Linked DNA regions of Homo sapiens: region 2 is linked to region 1. A link is a loop called in an ENCODE intact Hi-C map of the cell type or tissue named here. Cell type or tissue: gastrocnemius medialis. All regions are shown on one strand. Each heading gives the region's core, and the rest is flanking DNA. Links, peaks and the distances in the headings are about the cores only.

Region 1 (16,960 bases), core at 4,619-12,618:
TTACAGGCCTGAGCCATTGTGCCTGGCCGAGACCCTGTCTTTAAAAAAAACATCAATATAAATGATTTCCACACAACAACTGCAGAATATACTTTTTTTCCCCAAGTGTATATATAAACCAGATGCTGGGCTGTAATTCTCAGTATAGTTGAAAGGATTAAAATAATATAGTATGTGTTCTTTGACTGTAATAAAATTATTATTAATTTTTTTTTGAGACAGTTTCGATCTTGTAGGCTAGGCTGGAGTGCAGTGGCATGATCTCAGCTCACCGCAACCTCTGCCTCCTGGGTTCAAGCGATTCTCCTGCCTCAACCTCCCAAATAGCTGGGATTACAGGTGCCCACCACCATGCCCAGCTAATTTTTGTGTTTTTAGTAGAGACGGGGTTTCACCATGTTGGCCAGGCTGGTCTTGAACTCCTGACCTCAGGTGATCCACCCACCTCGGCCTCCCAAAGTACTGGGATTATAGACGTGAGTCGTAGCTCCTAGCCTCTTAATAAGATTAAATTAGAAACCAAGATGTGTAAAAGGCCACAAGTATTTGTAAATTCAGTGAATCTTCCAAATAATCTGTGAGTCAAAGAAGAAATCACAAGAGAAATTAGAAAGTACTTTGAACTGAATGATAATGAAAATACGACATCAAAATTTGTGGGATAACTGTCATGGCCAAGGGGAGCCAAAGGAGAAATGATGACTAAATGTAATGTGGTATCCTCTGTGACATGCTGGAAGAGAAAAAAGGTAGGAGGTAAAGAATGAGGACATCTGGGCTGGGCATGGTGGCTCACACCTGTAATCCCAGCACTTTCAGAGGCCAAGGAGGGCAGATAGCCTGAGGTCAGGAGTTCCAGACCAGCCTGGCCAACATGGTGAAACCCCGTCTCTACTAAAAACACAAAAGTTAGCTGGGCGTGGTGGCAGGTGCCTGTAAAGCTACTCGGGAGGCTGAGGCAGGAGAATTGCTTGAACCTGGGAGGCGGAGGTTGCCGTGAGCTGAGATCATGCCACTGCACTCCTGCCTGGGAGACAGAGCAAGACTGTGTCTCAAAAAAAAAAAAAAAAAAAAAGAAAAAGAGGACATCTGAATAAAATATGGCTTCCATAATAACAGTGTATCAGGCTGGGCACAGTGGCTCATGCCTGTAATCCCAACACTTTGGGAGGCCGAGGCAGGTGGATCACAAGGTCAGGAGTTTGAGACCAACCTGGCCAATATGGTGAAACTCCATCTCTACTAAAAATACAAAAATTAGCGGGGCATGGTGGCGGGTGCCTGTAGTCCCAGCTACTTGGGAGGCTGTGGCAGGAGAATTCCTTGAACCCAGGAGGCAGAGGTTGCAGTGAGCCAAGATTGTGCCATTGCATTCCAGCCTGGACAACAGAGTGAGACTCTGTCTCAAAAAATAAAATAAATAACAATGTATCAATATTGGTTTGTTAATTGTGACAAATGTAACATTCTGATGTAAGATTTTTGTCTTTTTTTTTGAGACGTAGTTTCAGGTGGAGGTTACAGAGGTTGCAGTGAGCTGAGATAGCACCACTGCACTCCAGCCTGGGCAACAGAGTGAGACTCTGTCTCAAATAAATAAATAAATAAATAACAGTGTATCAATATTGGTTTGTTAATTGTGACAAATGTAACACACTAATGTAAGTTTTTTTTGTTTGTTTTTTTTTGTTTTTTTTGAGGCTGAGTTTCACTCTTGTTGCTCAGGCTGGAGTGCAGTGGCCCGATTTTGGCTTACTGCAACCTCCACCTCTCAGGTTCAAGTGACTCTCCTGCCTCAGCCTCCCGAGTAGCTGGGATTACAGGTGCTTGCCATCAAGCCCAGCTAATTTTTTTCTTTTTAGTAGAGATGGGGTTTCACCATGTTGGTCACGCTGGTCTTGGAACTCCTGACCTCAGGTGATCCACCTGCCTCAGCCTCCCAAAGTGTTGGGATTACAGGCATGAGCCACCACACCTGAGCAACCTGGATAATTTTTAATTTTTTTGTGGATACACGAATTTTGCTGTGTTGATCAGCCTAGTCTTGAATTCCTGGCTTCAAGCCATCCTCCCAAAGTGCTGGGATTACAGACGTGAGCTACTGACGTGGCCAAATGAAAGATGTTAATATGGGAAACTAGAGGTGGGGTATATGGAAACTATACTATCTCTATCTTTGCCACTTTTCTATAAATCTAAAACAATTCTAAAATAAAATGTTTATTAAAAAGTACTAAAAAATGTGGGATGCCAGTGAAGCAGTGCTTACAGAGAAGTTTATGGGTTTAAATATATTTATTGGAAAAGAAAAAAGGCCTAAAGACTTGACCTCAAGTTCTACCTTAAGAAGCTAGTAAATGAAGAACAAAATAAACCCAATGTATGTTAAATGAAAGGTAATAAAGACAGCAGTAGAAATTAAGAAATAGAAAAAGAAAATAGACAAAACTGGTCTTTGAAAAGATTAATAATATTAACAAACCCATAGATAGACTGATAAAGAAAAATACAGTTGACCTTTGAACAGCTCAAGGGTTGGGGGCACCGATACCCTGTGAAGTCAGTAATCCATCTATAGCTTTTGACTCCCCCAAAAACTTAACTACTAATAGTTTATTGTTGACTAGCAGCCTTACTGATAACATGAGTTAATTAACACATATTTTGCATGTTATATATGTTGTATACTGTATCCTTAAAGTAAGCTAGAGAAAAGATATTATTATTAAGGAAATCTTAAGGAAGAGAAAGTATACAGTTGACCCTTGAACCGCACAGGTTTGCGGTTCGCAGGTCCACTTATACACAGATTTTTCTCTGCCTCTGCTACCCCTGAGACAGCAAGACCAACCCCTCCGCTGCTTCCTCCTCGGTGTACTCAGTGTGAAGACTGAGGATGAAGACCTTTATGATGATCCACTTTATGAATATATATATATATACAAAATGGATAAAGATTACTAAATGTACTGTTAACAATGAGATGAAGCTGGGCATGGTGGCTCACACCTGTAATCCCAGCACTTTGGGAGGCCGAGGCTGGTGGATCACCTGAGGTCAGTTCTTGATCAGCTGGCCAACATGGTGAAAACCAGTGTAAGGTGACTAAAGTGAGGATGGCAGTAGGTTTGGATTCCTTATTTACTTACTTCTAGTTTGTCACTTCTCAGTCACCTTGGTTGAGATCACAGAGTTGGATGGTTTGTATTTCCTTGGCTTCTAGTCTTTGTCAGGGCCTTTAAAAAGAGCAGTGGTTCCCATCTAGAAGACTGGGCTAATTACAGTATTTCAGAAAGCTTAATGGAATTTATGTATTTACCCAATTTAAGAATATATAAACTAAAGTTACTTTGCCTGGAATCATGTCACCTCAGGGTTTAAATACTAAATCTTCCTTATCGATTGAATACTTTGCTGGCAGTTATATTTTGATTTTTTAAGAAAATGAAAATGAGTATTCTTAATACATGCAGATTAGAAATGAGCTTGTGAAAGGAAAAAATAACTAAAAAGAGGGAGACTTTGGTTAAAAGGTTGATATAGAGTATTTCTATTATATTGTATGGCTTTATTTTTTTTATCCATTTGCTAGGGGTTGATGTTGTTGGCTTTGTCAAATAAAAGCACAGTTTGTATTTTAGTGCTTGGTTTTCAACCAAGTAAATATATAAAAACTCCACAGTAACTGCTATAATTTCTACCAGAGAGTCACACTCTTTTACTGACTTTATTGCTTCTAAGTTTCTTGTTCCTGTTTTGCTTTGGTGGTTAATAATTGGAAGCACAATTTAAAACATTTCTGGACGTATCTTTACCAATTTCTCCAACCCTTAGAATAGTGCTTAGTGCTCAATAAATGTTTGTTGAATGAAGTAACAAAATAACGCATGTAAGTAGTAATTAAAGTTGAAGTAGATGTTACATTATAAAGCAGTTAGAAGTAGTATGCTACAGCACTTAACATTTCTGTTTGAGATTTAAGAGATTATTAGTAATATGGAAAGTATAAATAATACTGTACCTATCCACAAAGGTATATTTCTTTGTTTTGGTAGCTAATTGACATTCAGCTTTCTTAAATGTCCATATTTTTACCCGATAATCTTACTTTAGTGTTTTGAATTTTATTTTTTATTTTTATTTTTTGAGACAGAGTCTCGCTGTGTCGCCCAGGCTAGAGTGCAGGGGCGTCATCTCGGCTCACTGCAACCTCTGCCTCCTGGGTTCAAGCGATTCTCCTGCCTCAGCCTCCCGAGTAGCTGGGATTACAGGCACGTGCCACCATACCCAGCTAATTTTTGTATTTTTAATAGAGACATGTTGGCCAGGCTGGTCTTGAACTCCTGACCTCAAGTTATCCACCCACCTCGGCCTCCCAAAGTGCTGGGATTATAGGCATGAGCCACCATGCCTGGCCTGAACTTTATTATTGAATAAAATTATTTAGGCATTCAGTAATATTATGAAGTGGGTTGCATGGCAAGAAAACTGCCGAGTAATCACAGGAGTGGAGAACCTTAGGCCTCTTTCATTGGTCCTTCTGCCATATTATCTAGGAGTTACAGATTAAACTGTGGTAGTTTGTAACCTCATTATGTCACAGTTTTAAAATCTCCTAAGGAATGTACCCCAAATGAGGAAGCAGATCTATTAGAGCCTGATGTTTTCTGTAGAAGAAGGAACAATGCTGCTTGGGGAGTAGATTTAAAATTTCATATAGAGCATCTCTAGCAGGGACTTGAGGAAAGTGTGCTAGTGCCAGAGGATTATGAAAGAGTAAACCATTGTTGAGTCTTAATCTAAACCCCTGGTATTTTCTTTCTTTCTTTCTTTCTTTTTATAGAGAGCCTTACTCTTACCCAGGGTGGAAGTACAGTGGCACAATCATAGCTCATTATAACCTCAAACTCCTGGGCTCAAGGAATCCTCCTTGCTGTGCCTCCCAAGTAGCTGGGATTACAGGCATGAGCCATAGTACCCAGCTAATTCTTTCATTTTTTGTAGAGACACTATGTTGCCCAGACTGGTGTTGAACTCCTGTCCTCAAGTGATCCTATCACCTCAGCCTCCCAAGGTGCTGTGATTACAGCTGTGAGCCACTGTGCCTGGCCTCAAACCCTGCTATTTACTCAGCTCAGTTACTAAACTCACATTTAGTAACCCAAGATGGATAGTTCCATTTGGAATAATCAACAAATACTTTTGAATTCCTTATGATATGTCATACACTGTTCTAAGTGCTAGACCGAACTATACTAGTGAACAAAATATGCAAAGTCCTTTTTCTCACGGAATTTAAATTTTAATTGGCAGAGACAGAGAATAACAAATACATACTATGTCAGGTAGTAAAAGATAATGTTCCAGATGTCACTTGTTCATAAACTATTCCAAAATTTCCTGGCTTAAAACAACTCTTGTATTGTGTCTCACAATTCTCTGGGTTGAAGAGGGCTTATCTGGATGGTGTATGTATTGGTCTCACTTGGGGGTCTCTCATTGGTGGCTGGACCTGGAGCCCCCAAGATGGCTCACGCTTCTGGCTGTCAGTTGGTCCTGCTTGTTGTTTGGGTACTCAGTGGGGGCCTCAGTTCTTTTTTTACCTGGCCTTTCCCTGTGGCTTTGGCTTCTCACAGCACGGTGGCTGGCTTTCAAGAGGGAGTGTAACAAGTGGGCAGAGGCAGAAGGTACAGATTTCTGAAAGCCCAGCCTCTTAAGTTATACAGCATCACTTCTGCCACATTTTATTGATCAAAATAGTTCACAGGGAGGGGAAACAGACTCCATCCACCTTTTCATGGATGGTGGCAAGATCACATTGCAAAAGAGCACATGGGGTAGCAGATATTGTTGAGGCCTTCTATGGAAACATGATCTACCACAGTGCTATAAAAAATTAAGCAGGTTAATAGGGGAATAGAGAAACTGGAACTATGTGGAGAGGTGGGGTGTCAGAAAGTGCAATATTATGTAGAGGGTTAGGCAGGGCCTCTCCCATAAGGCAATATTTTAGATACCTGATGGAAATGAATGAGCCACGGGAACCATAAGGACTTTTTAAGGAAGAATATTCCAGGCAGAGAACAGAAAATGTAGAGGTGCAAAGGTGGGAGGATCTGTGATGTGAACAAAGAATAGCAACGAGGGGAATGCAAGTGCACCAGAATGATAGAGGAAGAACGGGAGGGCATGCGAATGATTCGGAGAGGAAGAGAGAAACAGATATTGTAGCCATGGCAAAGACTAGGTTTTCTGTGAGTGAGATGGACGCCATTGGGAAATTCTGAGCAGAGGAATTACATACAGGTTGAGTTCCTTTATCCGAAATGCTTGGGACCAAAAGTGTTGTGGAGTTCAGATTTTTTCGGATCTTGGAATATTTGCGTACTTACTGGCTGAACATCCCAAATCGGAACATTCCAAATCTAAACTGCTCCAGCGGGCATTTCCTTTGAGCATCATGTTGACACCCAAAAAGTTTCCGGTTTTGGATCATTTCAGATTTCAGATTTCAGATTTTTAGATTTGGAATTTTCAACCTGTATATGTTCTAACTTAAACTTGTTTTTTTTTTTTTTTTCAAAGTTGGAGTCTTGCTCTGTCGCCCAGGCTGGAGTGCCGTGGTGCAATCTCAGCTCACTGCAACCTCCGCTCTTGGGTTCAAGCAATTCTGCCTTAGCCTCCTGAGTAGCTGGTATTACAGGCACCTGCCACCACACCCAGCTAATTTATGTATTTTGAGTAGAGACGGGGTTTCACCATGTTGGCCAGGCTGGTCTCTAACTCCTGACCTCGTGATCTGCCCGCGTCGGCCTCCCAAAATGCTGGGATTACAGGCGTGAGCCCCTGCACCTGTCCATTCTGAATTAAACTTTAAAAGAATCTTATTCTAAGAATCTTTGGCTACTCTCAAAACACTGTTTTGAGAATCAGCTGTGAGAGGACAAGAGCAGAAGGAAGGAGTCGTTTCAGTAGTAGGGTAATGCCGTGTGGGATGAGAGATGTGCTGGGTGGTGAGAAGTGTTGGAATTTGGCTATATAGCAAGGTAGGTCTGACAATTTCCTAATGAGGGTGGATATGGGGTGAAAAAGAAGGATCAAGGATGGCTCCCAAAATGTTTACCCTATGCACCTGGAAACGGAAAGATCTGGGGGAGGAGCAAGGTGGAGGTGAGGAAGATAAGACTTGTAATTTTGGTTATGTGAAGATGAATGTAAGAAGGTACTGAGGAGAAAAGGTTACTAAATGTTACTTCCTCATTGCAGCTGTGACGTTGAGTGCTTCAGATCTGGTCACTATGGTACGAGAACGAAAATGCATATTATGCCACATCGTGTACAGCTCAAAAAAGGTAATAATGGAAGAGGGAGAATCTGAGGCTTTATGACTATTTTTTAAAGAGACATGTTATTAATAGATGTTATTAATATTAATAGACATATGTTATTAATAGGAAAAGCTTTGACAATGTCTTATTTATGCTTCTTTTCTTTCCTAAACCATAGTCTCATTCCACTGGTTTCTTTCTCGTTACTGCCTCCTAAAGCCAGTACCTGTATTATTAAACTTCTGTCCATCCAGAATTTGAGCGTATTCAAAACTAGATGACACAGAAATTTAGTAACCAGTTATAGGGAAGATACCTTAAAATTCCAAGGTTATTTGAAGTCATACTGCTTTCTGTAATTTTAAAATCATGTACTTTTTGATTAGCTAAGGATATAGCATCTATTATATGTACCTACAATCTGTTTATGCCTATGCTTGTGAAAAATGCAGCACAGCAGAAATGGTATTAACAATATCCTAGATGTCCACAAGGTGGGGATGTTGCTCAAAGTAAAACTTTTTTTTTGAAATGGAGACTTAACTGTGTTGCCTATGCTGGAGTGCAGTGGCGCAATCTCAGCTCACTGCAACCTCTGCCTCCCCAGTTCAAGTGAGTCTCCTGCCTCAGCCTCCCAAGTAACTGGGATTACAGGCATGTGCTGCTGGGTATGGCTGATTTTTGTATTTTTAGTAGAGACAGGGTTTCACCATGTTGCACAGGCTGGTCTTGAACTCCTGACCACAGGTTTTTCACCTGCCTCGGGCCTGTCAAAGTGCTAGGATTACAGGCATGAGCCACTGTGCCCGGCCAAAACATCTTTTTAGGACCTAAAATTGGCTGCAATTTGTGTCACTTTTTGCCTTTACCTGCCTTTATCATTTGCTTTCAGAGTAGTGCTGCTAGTTTAAATACTGAGGAATTTATTCTCTTTGCTTTTAAGATGCTCTTGATTGTTACTGGAAATGCAGAGAACTGGGAGGATCATGGGCTAGGTTAGCCAGGGAAGTGTGAGTGGAAGTGGTAAACTTTGAAAAGTGTCTAGAGTAACGATGGTTTAAGAGAAACGAGGAAGAGATATTTTGGGTAGGAGAACAACATGTACAGAGACAAATGGAATGGAGTATGACAGTTCTAGGAGTTGGCAAGAAGGCTCATCTGATTAAAACAGTTTTGCCTTGGGAATAGCAGGACTGTAATTTGTAATTAAGTGAAGATAGTTGATAAACAGTGTTGGATGCCAGACTGAAGGGTCGATTATGATCCACCAAGTAGACTTGGGTGGATACTATTTTTTTTTCTATCTAGATTTCTGTTAGTGATGGAAAAATTAGTGAGATTTAAAAATCATGTTTAATAATATACCTGCTACTGTTTACAAAAATAGAAGAATGCTCTTCTAGTTTTAAAAATTTGATGAAGGTTTATACAAATTGTCAATAAGTCAGAATTCCTTATGACTACTTTCACGTTGGACAGAGGTAGGGAGAAGATGTGAGATGGAAAGGCTGCTGTTCAGAGATGTGATATCAGAGTTTCATAGAATAGCAGCCCTATCTTGTGATACCATGATTTTGTGATTTTGCCATTTTAAATCTTTCTGGCTCTGCTACTCTGGTTTCAAACATACTTTTATCTCTTCATACTTTTCCATGATCATAATGAAGTTAAATGAAGGGCTGGAATTATCTACTCCTGCCCTAGGAAAAGCTGATTGTAGTTTTTATTTATTTTCCTTTTTTTTAAAAAAAGGAAAAGCTGGTTGTAGTTTTTATTTTTATTTTTTGCCTTTTTATTTTTTTTTAAAGCAAGGGAATGGCCTGCTTTAAGTGAGTGGTATGACTTAAGAAAGTAACAAAATGGGTTAGTTGGAAGGGATAACTGATACTTATTTTCAGATAGGACTATGAACAATTGGTGTTGAAGCCATGCTTGTCTCCAATTTCCCAAACTAGTGTAACTCTGGTTTCTCCAAATAAACTATGGAGGAGAAAAGGTTCTAAGTGACTTGAGTATGGGGAAAAGCTGTGTAAGGTATCCCTGAGTATCCTGAGGCCCATTAACATAAAATACTGAGAAGCCCTGGAGTTAAATATATGTGTATAATAGAGATGGAGTCTTACTGTGTTGCCCAGCCGGTCTTGAACTCCTGGCCTCAAGTGTGAGCCACTACACCTGGTCATATTTTTTGTATTATTCAATGTTTTCCACATGTGTTTAACCATGAGTCCCCCCTCCCCTCCAACCAACCCAGCCTTTAAAAATATAATACTGATTAATATACAAGGCCTAAATAGAAGCCTAATACATGAGAAGGAATGCATTTGGGGCTATTACCTTAATCCTGTGCCTGTGGATCTTTTTTCTTTTCTTTCTTTCTTTTTTTTCTTTTTTTTTTTTTGTTGTTGTTTTGTTTCATTTTGAGACAGGGTCTTACCCTGCTGTCTAGGCTGGAGTGCAGTGGAGCCATCTCAGCTCACTGCAACCTCTGTGTCCCAGGCTCAGGTGATGCTCCCGTCTCAGCCTCCTGAGTAGCTGGGACTACAGGCATGTGCTATTTTTTAATTAAAAATTTTTTTTTGTAGGGATGATGTCTTATTAGGTTGCCCACACTGATCTTGAACTCCTAGGCTCAAGTGATCCTTCCACCTTGACCTCCCAAAGTACTGGGCGTAATTACAGGTGTGAGCCACCATGTCTGGCTGAATTTTTTCTAATGATTTTTGAAAGCTCAGTTGTCTCAATGTTTGTATTCATTCCTTGGAGCAGGATGGGAGAAGGTTTTGCATGTAAATTTAGGACAAGATTAGTGAAGTGTTTTAAAAAAAACAAAAGTCACATTAAAACTATTAGTGGGTGATAACATTTTTATAGTAAGAAGAATCAGTTTTTTTGTCAGACAAACCCATTTCAGTGAATGCTGTTTTGGTCAGGAATGGTTTTGTTGTAAGGAACAGAACTCACTTAAATTTAGCTCAAGTAAAGGGGATTAGGCATATTGGTAAGCATCTAAATCAAGGAGGAATTGAATAACAGGAAGCATTGAATAACAGGACTTGAGAAGTTTTTTTTTTTAGACGGCGTTTTGCTCTTGTCGCCCAGGCTGGAGTGCAATGGTGTGACCTCGGCTCACTGCAACCTCCACCTCCTGGGTTCAAGTGATCCTCCTGCTTCAGCCTCCTGAGTAGCTGGGATTACAGGCATGCGCCACCACGCCCAGCTAATTTGTATTTTTAGTAGAGACGGGGTTTCACCATGTTGGTCAGGCTGGTCTCGAACTCCTAACCTCAGGTGATCCACCCGCCTCCGTCTCCCAAAGTGCTGGGATTATAGGCGTGAGCCACCGTGCCCCACCGAAGATGTGTATATTAATCGATTTTTCATTCTATTCTGTCACTAACTTGTCTTAGTTTTCAGGTCCACAAGTGTTAATTTTAGTTAGCGGCCAGTCAGTTGTGGCTAGAAGAGGTCATGTGTAAAGCTACTCTCTCCTTATTTTTTTATTTTTTATTTTTTTTGAGACGGAGTCTTGCTCTGTCTCCAGGCTGGAGTGCAATGGCGCGATCTTGGCTCACTGCAACCTCCGCCTCCTGGGTTCAAGCGATTCTCCTGCCTCAGCCTTCTGAGTAGCTGGGATTACAGGCACGCGCTGCCATGCCTGGCTAATTTTTGTACTTTTAGTAGAGACGGGGTATCACCATGTTGGTCAGGCTGGTCTCGAACTCCTGACCTTTTGATCCGCCCACCTCAGCCTCCCAAAGTGCTGGGATTATAGGCGTGAGCCACCGCACCTGGCCTACTCTCTCCTTATGAAGCATCTGTAGAGCTAGGAAGGAAACGATGGTAATCTTCAGTAAAATTGCCATTTAAAAGAAGTGTTTTGGCTGGGCACAGTGGCTCATGCCTGTAATCCCAGAACTTTGGGAGGCTGAGGTGGGTGGATCACCTGAGGTCAGGAGTTTGAGACCAGCCTGGCCAACATGGTGAAACCCCATCTCTACTAAAAATACAAAAAATTAGCTGGGCATAGTGGCGCATGCCTGTAATCGAGGCTACTCAGGAGGCTGAGGCAGGAGAAACTCTTGAAACCCTGGAGGCAGAGGTTGTCGTGAGCCGAGATCGAGCCGCTGCTCTCCAGGCTGGGCGATAGAGCGAGACTCCGTCTCAAAAAAAAAAAAAAAAAAAAAAAAAGGCGTTTTGAATCACAACCCTGTTTATCACACTATAGTAGATAACTTTAAGTAACAGTGGGTTGTGTTGTATTGTTTTTGACAAATGAACTGTATATAATGAAAAATTTCAATGCACCAAATGCTTACAGTGTGACATGGTGTTTGAAGCATTAGCTTTGGTGTCAGATCTGCCTGGGTTTGAATCCCACTTTGACCACTTGATTATTTGTCACTCCGAGAGGGCAAGACTAAATATTTTGTTTGTTTGTTTGTTTTTTGAGACAGAGTCTCACTCTTGTTGCCCAGGCTGGAGTGCAGTGGCGTGATACCAGCTCACTGCAACCTCCGCCTTCCCAGGTTCAAGCGATTCTCCTGCCTTAGCCTCCCAAGTAGCTGGGATTACAGGCGTTCACCACCAGCCCAGTTAGTGGTTTGGTTTTTTTTTTTGGATTTTGTATTTTTAGTAGAGATGGGGTTTCACCATGTTAGCTAGGCTGGTCTCAAACTCGACCACATGATCCACCTGCCTCAGCCTCCCAAAGTGCTGGGATTACAGGCATGAGCCACTGTGCCCGGCCAAGACTGAATATTTTCACGCTTAACCTTCAATGCCTAGCTCTATTCTTGGCATATAATAAGAATTTGATAAATATTTGGTGAATGAATGAGGTAACTTCTCTGCATTCTTCAGCATGAAGTTAATCATACTCCCTCGGCAGTATTTTGCAGTTCAAGTGAGAAAATGTTTGAGGGACTTCACACGGAATGCAGTAAATAGCAATAACACAACAAGTGTAGTAGCCCTTTATTATTATATATGTGAACAGCCATTCTTTAATTATGGCATACTGGCTGTGTATACTGTAGAGTGACAAAGGGATAGACATTTATAGCTTTTTGAGTTTTGTGTATGTGTATGTGTACATGTGTGCATGTTTTTTCTTTTTTCTTTTTTTGAGACGGAGTCTCGTTCTGTCGCCAGGCTGGAGTACAGTCGCACAATCTCGGCTCACTGTAGCCTCTGCCTCCCGGGTTCAAGCGATTCTCCTGCCTCAGCCTCCTGACTAGCTGGGACTATAGGCACGCACTGCCACGCCCAGCTAATTTTTGTATTTTTAGTAGAGACGGGGTTTCATCATGTTGGCCAGGATGGTCTCGATCTCCTGACTTCGTGATCTGCCCACCTCGGCCTCCCAAAGTGCTGGGATTACAGGTGTGACCCACCACGCCCAGCCGTGTGCATGTTTTTAAGTGGCAGCTTTCCCACATATTTTCTTCCCTCTAAGGATGGGAAGAAGGGAACCTACTATAAATGTTCAAACTTTTCATTGGAACCAAACAAATCCACTGGGGAAGTGAGGGAGTGGACAGTGAAGATAAAGGATTGATTAAGCTGCTATGTTCAAAGTATTTTTTTAAAACTTTCTTATCTAGCATAGAGAGGCTCTGTTATGTTTGTAACTCCTATCTAGAATTGATGTATCCATCTATATTCATTCAACAAATGCTTATTGATGACTATATGCTAGGCCCTGTCCAAGACATGGGTAAAGTAAGAGTTGTAGCTTACTCTTGAGAAACTGTGGATAAAAGAAGCCAAATAGTTGAAAAGTTGAGTGATTTGAAAGGTTTTTTTTTTAAATGAACTTTAGTAAATTCTTTATAATGGGATAGAATTTAACTTACTTAGTTTACTCTTAAGTGTTTTGCTTCCTAAAGATAATACTTTCTAATCTTTTTGGAAAGCCACTTAAATATGTCTTTTTAAGAATTCTTTTTATTTAAACATGAAATATATTAAAAAACACAGTTAATTATTAAGGAACTGATTTCAGTATTAAATTGAGAATAACCAAAAACACATTTTGACATAAGGAGTTTGAGCCCCAATTTTTGATTGAGGAGGAACAGAGGAGTTTTTTTTTTTCAAAGCAATCCTGCTTAGTTTTAATCTACTTTCTTTTATTTTGAAGGAGATGGACGAACACATGCGGAGCATGTTGCATCACAGGGAACTTGAGAACCTCAAGGGCAGGTATGGGAACGGCTCTCTTCCATAAGTTTGTGAATGTGGGTGGATCTGAGTGATGATGGTGCCTGTCAGTTTGTTTTGCAGTAATCCGTCAAAAGCAAATGTTGTCTTATGGCGTAGAACAACCTTTTAGAATTAATACCAAGTGTAGTAGATTTTTGGCATTCAAAAGGGATAAACTCTGATACCTTTGGGCATCTCAAATGTGTGAATTCACAGCAGCCCTATCAAGTAGATTGCAACAAAGGTGAGTTGGGATGAGCTAACTCTCTCATTAGTAAGCTTTCTCATTCCTACGTGCTAGCCTTGCAACTAGGACATTTTGTATTTTTACTTCAGCAGTGTTACAAATTATTGCATGCCATAAACGTTTAGTATTGCTGGAATTGTCTGAGACATCCAAAGTCTGCTAAATAGCACTGAATCTCATTGGTATAAACAGAATTGAAATATAAACCTTAAATGTATTTAAGAATGCTGGCCAGGTGCAGTGGCTCACGCTTGTAATCCCAACACTTTGGGAGCCCAGGGTGGAAGGATTACTTGAGCCCAGGAGTTTGAGACCAGCCTGGGCAACGTAGAAAGACCTTGTCTCTACAAATAAAGAAATTAGGTGGGTGTGGCAGCTAATAGCCTGTGGTCCCAGCTATTTAGGAGGCTAAGGTTGGGAGGATCACTTGAGCTTAGGTAGGTCAGGGCTACAGTGAGCTGTGATTGTGCCACTGCCCTCCAGCCTGGGTGACACAGTGAGACCCTGTCTCAAAAAAAAAGAAGGATGCTATTCTGTGATTTGAAGCTTGAGATGTTTAAGGAAAGGAAATCTAATAAGTGGACACCTTTAAAAAATGAAATGTAGGCCAGGTGCAGTGGCTGATGCCTGTAATCCGAGCATTTTGGAAAACTGAGCCAGGCAGATTGCTTGAGCCCAGGAGTTCAAGACCAACCTGGACAATATGGGGAAACCCCATTGTATTAGTCTATTCTCACGCTGCTAATAAAGACATACCCAAGACTGGGTAATTTATAAAGAAGAGAGGTTTAATTGACTCAGAGTTCCACGTAGCTAGGGAGGCCTCACAATCATGGCAGAAGGTGAATGAGGAGCAGAGTTACATCTTACATGGCAGCAGGCAAGAGAGCTTGTGCAGGGGAATTCCCATTTATAAAACCATCAGATCTCCTGAGACTTATTCACTACCATGAGAACAGTATGGGGGAAACTGCCCCTATGATTCAGTTATCTCCACCTGGCCCTACCCTTGAGATGTGAGGATTATTGCAATTCAAGGTGAGATTTGGGTGGGGACACAGCCAAACCATATCACCTGTCTCTATCCCCTGCCCCACAAAAAACCCCCAAAATTAGCTGGGCATAGTGGTATGTGCCTGTAGTCCCAGCTACTCATCAGCCTGAGGTGGGAGGATGCTTGAGCCTGGGAGGTGGAGGTTGCAGTGAGCCAAGATCACACCACCACACTCCAGCCTGGTGACAGAGCCAGACCCTGTATCAAAAAAAAAAAAAAAAAAAAAAAAGTAGCATGTGTATATTCCATGTCTTTGGTCTATTTGTGATTTATTTTGATGTATTTGACTTCTGTCAATTTGAAGTTTGGAAACAAGATAGATGGAGGAACATTGGGAACCTAGGAAATAGGAATTATATCTTATCCCATGAATAATAGTTACAAGTTTGTGGTTTTTTGTTTTTTTTTTTTTGAGACGGAGTCTCACTCTGTTGCCCAGGTTAGAGTGCAGTGGTGCTATCTCAGCTCACTGCAACCTCCGCCTCCCGGGTTCAAGCGATTCTCCTGCTTCACCCTCCTGAGTAGCTGGGATTACAGGCGTGCGTCACCACATCCGGCTAATTTTAGTAATTTTAGTAGAGACGGGTTTTCACCATGTTGGTCAGACTGATCTTGAACTCCTGACCTTGTGATCTGCCCGCCTCGGCCTCCCAAAGTGCTGGGATTACAGGCGTGAGCCACCATGCCTAGCCAGTAGTTACAAGTTTTGATCAGGATGTCAACCTAGGTCATTTGAAATTTATTTTTTTGTGACCTACAGTTTAAAATTCTGTGGGCAAATTAATGTGTTATTAAACTTTCAGCATCTCTTTAGCCTATTAGTGGAATTTTTCCCTGCCCCCAGTCTCTTATTATGTGAAGGTTAGGTCTTAGCAGCAATATAAAGGAGACTGTCACTCACTCAATTTTAGTATGGGGAGCCCTTATTATTTTTAATATATACTTTTTTGAGACAGGGTCTCACTCACTCTGTCACCAGGCTGGGGTGCCGTGGCACGATCACAGCTGACTGCAACCTCGAACTCCTGGGCTCAAACAATCCTCCCACCTCAGCTTACTGTGTAGCTGGGACTACAGGCGTGTGCCACCACACCCTTTTGGCTTTTATTTTTGGCTTTTATTTTTTGTAAAGACAGGGTTCCTCTCTGTCTTTCATTTGGCCTTTATTTTTTGTAAAGACAGAGTTCCACTCTGTCTTTCATTTGGCCTTTATTATTTGTAAAGACAGGGTTCCACTCTGTTGCTCAGGGTGGTCTTGAATTCCTGGGCTCTAGCTGATCCTCCTACCTCTGCCTTCCAAAGTGGTGGGACTACAGGCATGAGCCACTCTGCATGGCCAGAAGCCCTTATCATAATACCTTGAATATATATGATCTCTATGTCATTAACATTCAGAATCTATGAAATGCAGTCAACTTTTGATTATGTGGAGTATTTTACTTAAAAATCCCATTTTCAACAGACTTCCTTCTAGAGTTCATTTTATTATGGGTGACTTACCTGCCACCCTACCCATATGCACTATATCATTAAACAAAACAAACAAGGTCAGTAAATCTAGTCTGTAGGAGAGAAGCCCATTGCATTCAAAGATTAATGCCTCATTTATTTCAGACGTCACTAATCATCCATTTAAAACATTTTTAAAAGTTTGGGCCGGCCGCGGTGCTCGTGCCTATAATCCCAGCACTTTGAGAGGCTAAGACAGGAGAATCACTTGAGCCCAGGAATTCAAGACCAACCTGGGCAACATAGTGGGACCCCTGTCTCTACAAAAAAAAAAACAAAAAACAAAACAAAAAAAAGCCAGGTGTGGTGGGTTGCACCTGTAGTCCAGCTACTAAGGAGGCTGAGGCAGGAGGATCCCTTGAGCCCAGGAGTTTGAGGCTGCAGTGAGCTATGATTGTGCCACTGCACTCCAGCCTGGGTGGCAGTGAGACCCTGTCAAAACAAAACCAAGTTTGGTCACATAAGACTCGTGTTTATAATCAATACAGAATCATAAAAAGTTGTTTAAAAAGTAAAAGTCTTCTCTCCACCCCCCTTTCCCCTCTAAATCCTATTTCTCTCTTAGAGGAGACTCAATGGTTGGTGCGTATCCTATCCAGACCTCTTTCTATGTAT
Region 2 (8,000 bases), core at 1-8,000, 140 kb after region 1:
AGTACCTAGTTTGCTGAGAGTTTTTAACAAGAAGGGATGCTGAATTTTATTGAAAGCTTTTTCTGCATCTATTGAGATGATCATGTGGTTTTTGTCTTTAGTTCTGTTTATGTGATGAATCACATTTATTGACTTGGGTATGTTAAACCAACCTTGCATTCCAATGATAAAGGCTTCTTGATCACGGTGGATAAGCTTTTTGATGTGCTGCTGAATTCAGTCTGCCAGTATTTTGTTGAGGATTTTTGCATCAATGTTCATCGAGGATACTGGCTTGAAATTTTCTCTTTTTTGTGTCTCTGCCAGGTTTTGGCATCAGGATGATGCTGGCATTATAGAATGAGTTAGGGAGGAGTCTTTCCTCCTCAATTTTTTGAAATAGTGTCAGTAGAAATGGTATCAGCTCTCCTTTGTACATCTGGTAAAACTGGGATGTGAATCTGTCTGGTCCTGGGCTATTTTTGGTTGGTAGGCTTTTTACTACTCATTCAATTTTGGAGCTCGTTATTAGTCTTTTCAGGGATTCAATTTCTTCTTGGTTCAGTCTTAGGAGGGTATATGTGTCCAGGAATTTATCCATTTCTCCTACATTTTCTCCTTTGTAATTCCTAATTGTGTTTATTTGGATTTTCTCTCTTTTCTTCTTTATTAGTCTAGCTAGCAGTCTATCTATTTTGTTATTATTATTTTTTTTTCAGAAAACCAACTCTTAAAGTAGGTTGTCTTTCTTATTATTATTGAGTAGTAAAAGTTCTTTATATATTCTGGATACAAGTATTTTGGCAGATATATCTGTATATGTATATTTCAAATATTTTTTTCCTCAGTCGGTGGCTTGCCATTTCATTTTCTTACCAATGTCTTTGAAAGGGCAGACATTTTTAAATTTTGATAAAGTCTAATTTGTCATTTTTTTCTTTTATGATTCATGCTTTTTGTGTTCTTTCTAAGAAATGTTTGTCTGTTTCAAAGCCATAAAGATTTTCTACTGGCCAGGTGCAGTGGCTCACGCCTGTAATCCCAGCACTTTGTGAAGCCGAGGAGGGCAGATCACTTGAGGTCAAGAGTTTAAGACCGGACTGCCCAACATGGTGAAACCCTGTCTCTACTAAAAATGTAAAAGTTAGCCAGGTGTGGTGGTGGGCACCTGTAATCCCAGCCACTCAGGAGGCTGAGGCAGGAGAATCACTTGAACCCGGGAGGTGGAGGTTGCAGTGATCTGAGATGATGCCATTGCATTCCAGCCTGGGCAACAGAGTGAGACTCCATCTCAAAAAAAAAAAAAAGATTTTATTCTATGTTTTTTTCCAGAAGTTAGGTTGTATTTTTAGCTTTTAAAATGAGTTAATTTTTTAGTTTAATTTTGAATATGGTATGAGGTAGGGGTGTAGTTTCATTTTTTTCCCCACACAGATATCCAGTTGTTTCAGAACCATTTACTGAAAAGAAATTGTAATTTCTCCATTAAATTGCCTTGGAAACTTTGTTGCAAAGCAATTGATCACATATGTGTTGGATACTCTGGATTCTCTACTCTGTTCAATTGATCTATGTACCTATTTCCTCCCACCTCCACCAGCCCCTGCTTCCAAAGAAAACCCTAAAAAATTTGAGAGAAGTGTTACAGGCCTTAAAGGGGAGACATAATAACAGTAGCAATAACAATAATTAACATTTATTTAACCCATACTGAGCCAGGTGTTATGCCGAATAGTTTGCTGGTATTATCCTACTTAATAATCACAACAATCCTATCAGATAAACACTATTATAAACTCAATTTTATAGATGAGGGAAGTATAGCAAGCAATGGATGCATAATCTACCCAGAGTTACACAGTTATTAAGTGGTAGAGGCAGGATTTGAGCCCAGGCACTCTGATGCCTAAGCCAGTGTTCTTGTTCTTATTTACTGAAGAGTTGCTAAGAGTTTGTGATGAGAGATTATATACCACCAAAGACAGCCATAAAAGGGAAAGTCTTATTTTATGAAATATATACTACTTCTGAAGCATTTTTGTCTATCTTCTACCAAAATAGTTTTGGTAGCTATTTTTGTTTTAATCTTTCATAGAAATTTTAGGCCGCCCTATGGCCAGGAAAAAAAAAATTCTTTTTTTTTTTGAGATGGAGTTTCACTCTGTGGCCCAGGCTGGACTGCAGTGGTGCAATCTTGGCTCACTGCAACTTCCACTTCCCAGTTGCAAGAAATTCTCCTGCCTCAGCCTCCTGAATAGCTGGGACTACAGGCATGTGCCACTATGCCTGGCTCATTTTCGTATTTTTAGTAGAGACAGGGTTTCACCATGTTGCCCAGGCTGGTCTCAAACTCCTAACCTCAAGTGATCTGCCCACCTGCCTCAGAAAAGTACTGGGATTACAGACATGAGCCACTGCTCGTGACCAAAAAAAATATATATATATATATTTTTTGAGACAGAGTTTTGCTCTTGTTGCCCAGGCTGGAGTGCAATGGCACGATCTCTGCTCACTGCAACCCCTGCCTCCCAGGTTCAAGCGATTCTCCTGCCTCAGCCTCCCTAGTAGCTGGGATTACAGGTGCGCGCTACCACGCAGCTATTTTTTTTTTTTTTTTTTTTAGTAGAGACAGGGTTTCACCATGTTGATCAGGCTAGTCTTGAACTCCTGACCTCAGGTGATCCACCCGCCTCGGCCTCCCAAAGTGCTGGGATTACAGGTTTGAGCCACTGTGCCTGGCTCAAAAAAAATATTTTCCAGGGATTGTTCTTTTAAAAAAGTATTCTAATTTCCTCTTGACTTCAAGCGAGATATGTACGTATTTACATAATGATTTTGAAATCCGTATGGAGACATTCTCATCAAGAAAGAAAGCTCACATAAACATGCAGATATTTTCATGTCTCATACTATTGTTTAGTCAGAAGTTCTCTATGGCTATTGATCATCGCATATGACTTAACAAAGTAGTGTTTCCTGTAATGTCTTGCTACACAGTGAAGCAAAGCTGATAGCTTCACACAGAGTACTGCAGGCTAAGCAATGGACCAACATAAGAGATCAACAATAACCTAATATTTAAATCTTCTGTTATCTTTTTTTAACTGTTGCTGGTAAATGTTTTCATTAAAAATACTTTTTTTTGTGATTAAAAATGATACTTGTAGACAATTTGTAAAATAAAGTTAGATAAAAGAAAAAAATGAAAATCACTCAAAATCACCAAGGTATTACATTTTCTTATATTTAACTGTCTGCCTATCTACCCACTTATTTATTTAAATTACTATCTTCCATTAATCTTTTATAAAATTGAGATAATAAGAAATAAGACTTGATGTTTGATAGATCAGTAAGGTGACTATAGTTAGCCTTGATTGTGTGCATTTTAAAAAAGCTAAAAGAGAATAATTTAAACGTTCCTAGTATAAAGAAAAGATACATATTTAAGGTGATAGATATCCCAATTACTCTGATTTGATTATATGAACATATCAAATTATCACACATATCCTGAAAATATGTACATCTAATACATATCAATACAAAATTAGGTTAATATTATAAACACTTAGGTGTTCCTTTTTTTATTTATCATATCAAAAACATTTTTTCATGCAATTAAATCTACCATTTAAAATAGCCTTATGAAAATTAAAAAAAGAAAAAAAATTTTTTAAACATAAATAGCCTCACGATAATCTATCATGTTGCTATACCATACTTTTATAACTATTCCCTTATTGTTATGTATTTAGATTTTCTTTCTTACTTTTGTTTCAAGGACTACCACTGTGTTGAATACCTCTGTACATGAATCTTTGCCTGAGATTGTAATATTTTGGCCCTTTCCAGAATGCCACAGGGCCAGGTTTTCAGGGGTGGAGTGGGAGGCTTAATAATGTCCACAGGATAGTAAGGGCTGGATTCTTTAAACTAGGATCTAAGCTCTCCGTTGCTTATGCAAGGCCAGGGGACTTAAAATAGCCTTCCTGCCACAGGGTTGTTAAGTTGAACCAGATCTGCATTAGCTGGTAAACTGCATCCAGTTATAGATGACCCTGACCACACGCAACAGCCAGGTCTATTTTAAGCCACATTTCTAAGTGGAACAGTTGGTTAATGGAATGTGTTAGAGGTGTATCTCCCTGGCTTTGATAAATCAAAGAGACAGGACCAAAGATGACTATCCCAGCAAACTGAATACTTAGAAGTTACTCTCCCAACAACGAAGTGGCCATTTCTTCAGTGAGAAACAAGTATCAAATGACTAAAATTTGTTTATTCTGTCTTATAGGACAAAATCCACACTTTAGGGCATACCACTGTCTACAATCAAAGGCCTGACCAATGGCTATTGAAAAGGAAGGCATCAGCTGAGTGTGGTGGTTCACACCTGTAATCACAACACTTTGGGAGGCCAAGGTGGGCAGATCGCTTGAGTCCAGGAGTTCGAGACTAGCCTGGGCAACATGGTGAAACCCTGTCTCTACCAAAAAATACATATACATATATAAATTAGCTGGGTGTGGTGGTGTGCACCCGTAATCCCAGCTACTCATGAGGCTTCGGTGGGAGGATTGCTTGAGCCCAGGTGGTCAATGCTGCAGTGAGTCATGACTGTGCCACTGCACTCCAGCCTGGGTGACAAAGCGAGACTCTGTTTCAAACAAACAAATGAAAAAAAAAAAAAAAAAAAAAAGGAAAAGGAAGGCATCAGCACAGTAACATCACATTCTATAAATGGTTAAAAAAAAAGTTGCTAATGTGTTTTTAAGTCTGATATGAGCCATTCCTTACCATACTTTTGTGATCCAGCAAAGAAAGAACGTGTAAGAACAAAGGGTCTCTCCTTCCCTTTAGATCGTTTTATCAGTCCTTCTGCAGTAGCCATTTGCTATATCACCAAACAAGAAAAATTTCAAAGAGATGATTGGATTTGTACAGACATCCCCAATAAGCTATCTAACATACAAAAAGCAAACAGTAGGCAGGAGCATGAAATGGAAAATATTAAAATAAATCCATCAAATAATTTTCATGGTATAATGAAATTACTCTAAATTCCCCTATTAAAAGAATGGAAAATTTTCTTTGGTTAACAATAGCAATGAAATAATAATAAACAATCATCTAGCATTTCTTTGGTGCTTACTATTGCTAGGCATTTAATATAATTTTCTCATATAATCTCCGTAACAACCTCTGAGACAGACAGTTTTCATTGGTACGAAAAACTGAGCTTCAGAGAGGTTAAATGACTGGTCCTGACCTATATAAGACAGCTCACTAACTAAAGCAGTCTACAGTTACTGCAACAGGCTGTTAAAGAGGCAAACACACACAATCTGAAAACTATGCTTATATTTAGCCAAAAGATCCCATTGGAAAATACCAATAGGTAAGAGGGCCACAGGAATACAGTCACAATTTGAAAATAACAAAGAACCATGGGTATACATGAGGTCAAGTGTCTGCCACGTCTTTTGGATGTAGTTGGCAAATGAAAGATAATTTTACCACCTTTATTGAGGAAGCTAAGTACTTAAGGAAGGCTTTACATTTTTAAAATATACTTATTGAAGCTGTGTGTCTGTGTTCTAAATATTGCTCCTCCAGTGTGAATATAAGATTTGCTGTATTTAGATATCTGTGAAATCTTAAAACACTTGTTTTAATTACCTTCATTCACATATTTATATACTGCTTGCATCAATAAAAGTTTGAGGTAGTGGCCAGTGAGTGCCACTTATTAATGGCTCCTATCAAGGCAGAAGCTTTATGTTATAATTAATTTCATAATATTTAAAAGTTCATCAAGTTCATCATGAAAAGAAAAGAAGCAAAGGGAGAAATAATAAAAAGTCTTGTATTGGCTACTACCTAAGACTCATTGCAGTTGTCAGAAAAGACACACAAAGAGAAATGAACAGTAGAGAATAGCCATTATATCACAAAGCAAATGACCTTCAGCCAAAAGGTGGGTCACACAAGCCCAGTTTAATTCTTTTTGGATGTCTTACATGATAAAAACCGTAGATGTTGTGGAGCTCTCTGTGCTCCCAATTGCCATGATGAATGGCATTCTTCTGCATGGTTTGCTCTGGCCCTCTAAAGACAGAAGGCTCATTCATGTCATTCCAAAGGAAGAGGATGTCCGTAGATCCCTAGGAAGTAAACCTTGGTCATGACACTCCTACATTGATGATGTCTATATAATAGCTGTCACCATTGCTACCTCATTTTAAAAATTATGTTTATTATCTATGCTCTGTCCTCTGCTCCACTGCTAGAGTATAAGTTCCACAGGGAACAACATTTTGTCTGTTTTGTTCATTAATAAATCCCAAACATCTAGAATAGTACCTGGCCCATAGACAGATCTCAATAAATATTTGCTGCTGAATAAAAGAATGCTGCCCTGTGTTGTCTGTGAAATATATATTGCCTGGCAAATTCATTCCAAGACCTCCCTGCAGGACTCCTATGGGAAAGGTTGTGAATGTTCACAATTGGGCTCCTTCTCATTCATCAGATGCTACAACTCTTAACTAAGGGCAACTATAGCTGAACATGACAAGATTCTACCTTCTCTCTAATACTTTGAAAGACTTGACAGCCAATATACCTGTTTGTTAACATGATCTATAGTTTGTATCCTACACAGAACTGTTCAGTTTAGAGTGGGAAGGGACAGTTGAGTCATCTAGCTAACATGGTATTGTAGAATCCCTGGTCTTTTCTAGAATCACTTATCTTTTGGCGTTTGACTGAATAGCTAAAAAGACAGGGAGTCCCTCAGGCAGCTCATTCTATTATTTTTCAAAAATCCTGCTCCTTGTATATAACATTCCCCTCGCAGAGCCTACCTAGCTTACCTTCTGAGACCCCACAGAATACATCTGTCACCTCGCCCACAAGAAAGTCTTTCAAATTCCTGGAGGTGGCTTGTTTTTTTTTTTTTTTGAATCTTTATTTCTAAACATGTGTGTTCTTCTATGTATAAGGGGGTAAATGATTTCCAAATATTTAACTACCATATCTTTCCTTTAGAACCATCTAAAGCAGGGATTGGCAAACATTTTTGGTAAAGGTCCAGATAGTAAATATTTTCAACTTTGCAGGCCATGAGGTCTCTTTTTCAATTATTCAACTCTGCCATAGTAGTACAAAAGCAGCCACAAATAGGGAAATGAATAGGCATGGCCAGATTTGGCCCAACGCTTGTCTATCCCTGTACTAAGTTGTTTATTAGTGCCCTAATACTTGATGCCAGAAACTACAGTTTAGTGGTTAAAAGCTGGGCTTAGGGCACAAACAGACCTGAGTTCAAATTTTGGTTCCACCACTTACTAGATGCATGACCTTGGCAAGTTTTTAAGCTTCTCTATGTCTCAATTTCCTCTTCTATGGGGTTAGATTTAGTTATAGTTCCAACTTCAGAGGGTTATTATGAAGACAAATGGTATGATGCACATGAAGTCATCCTTAGCACAGTGCTTGGCACACAGCAAGTACTCCATTTGCATTAGGTATCATCATCATCAACACTGCCATCATTAATATCATCATAATTGGTTGAAAACAGTTCTCCAGATGTGGCCTCTCCAGTTTCCTCTGTGGTTCTTATCAGATTATTTAAAAATCATACTTCACTTTTAATGACAAATACGTTGTAAGATATTTTCACATGTATCATCATATTTAAATAACAGTTATGGAACACAATTTTATATAAAATATATATAGCAATTTGAAAATATAATAAACCTCTGCTATAAAGTACTTTGATATATCATAGAGTCTATTATAATAGAGGTCAAAATCACAGGTTTTGTGCATTTGCTTATGCATATGGCACCTCTCCCAGCACCCCCAGAGTCTGTAATGTGGTGGCCATACTTGCCTTTTAATAAAAGCATTATATATCAAAAGCTACTCAATGAAAAAGAATAGTTTTATTCAATCACTTTTTCCACTTCTTTCACTCTTTCAGGTAACTAGAAAAGAACAAAGGAATA

The links. A loop is a pair of places that touch in the nucleus more often than their neighbours do. Peaks named below come from ENCODE experiments on the same cell type or tissue, not always from the same donor. Only the 100,000 strongest peaks of a DNase experiment are listed, where the experiment ranks them.
Region 2: it touches region 1 in a loop (3-fold over the local background); 3 of 110 quality-filtered maps call a loop at or near these places.

Annotation. Positions count from the first base shown.
Region 1 is chr15:42,462,628-42,479,587 of GRCh38, reverse strand. ZNF106 (zinc finger protein 106) reads left to right here. Exons shown (of 22, transcript NM_001366845.3): 2 at 7,267-7,352; 3 at 13,474-13,535. The coding sequence starts at 7,299. Among named protein-coding and RNA genes, the nearest start is that of ZNF106, 20 kb to the left of the region's middle. In gastrocnemius medialis, for the core only: a CTCF peak has its summit at 7,833 (motif pointing right); a DNase peak (open chromatin) is centred at 7,907; H3K27ac peaks cover 5,176 bases.
Region 2 is chr15:42,327,452-42,335,451 of GRCh38, reverse strand. GANC (glucosidase alpha, neutral C) reads right to left here. Exons shown (of 24, transcript NM_198141.3): 14 at 6,003-6,146; 15 at 4,780-4,876. Among named protein-coding and RNA genes, the nearest start is that of CAPN3, 28 kb to the left of the region's middle. In gastrocnemius medialis, for the core only: no CTCF peak of the experiment used is centred there; a DNase peak (open chromatin) is centred at 3,991; H3K27ac peaks cover 5,459 bases.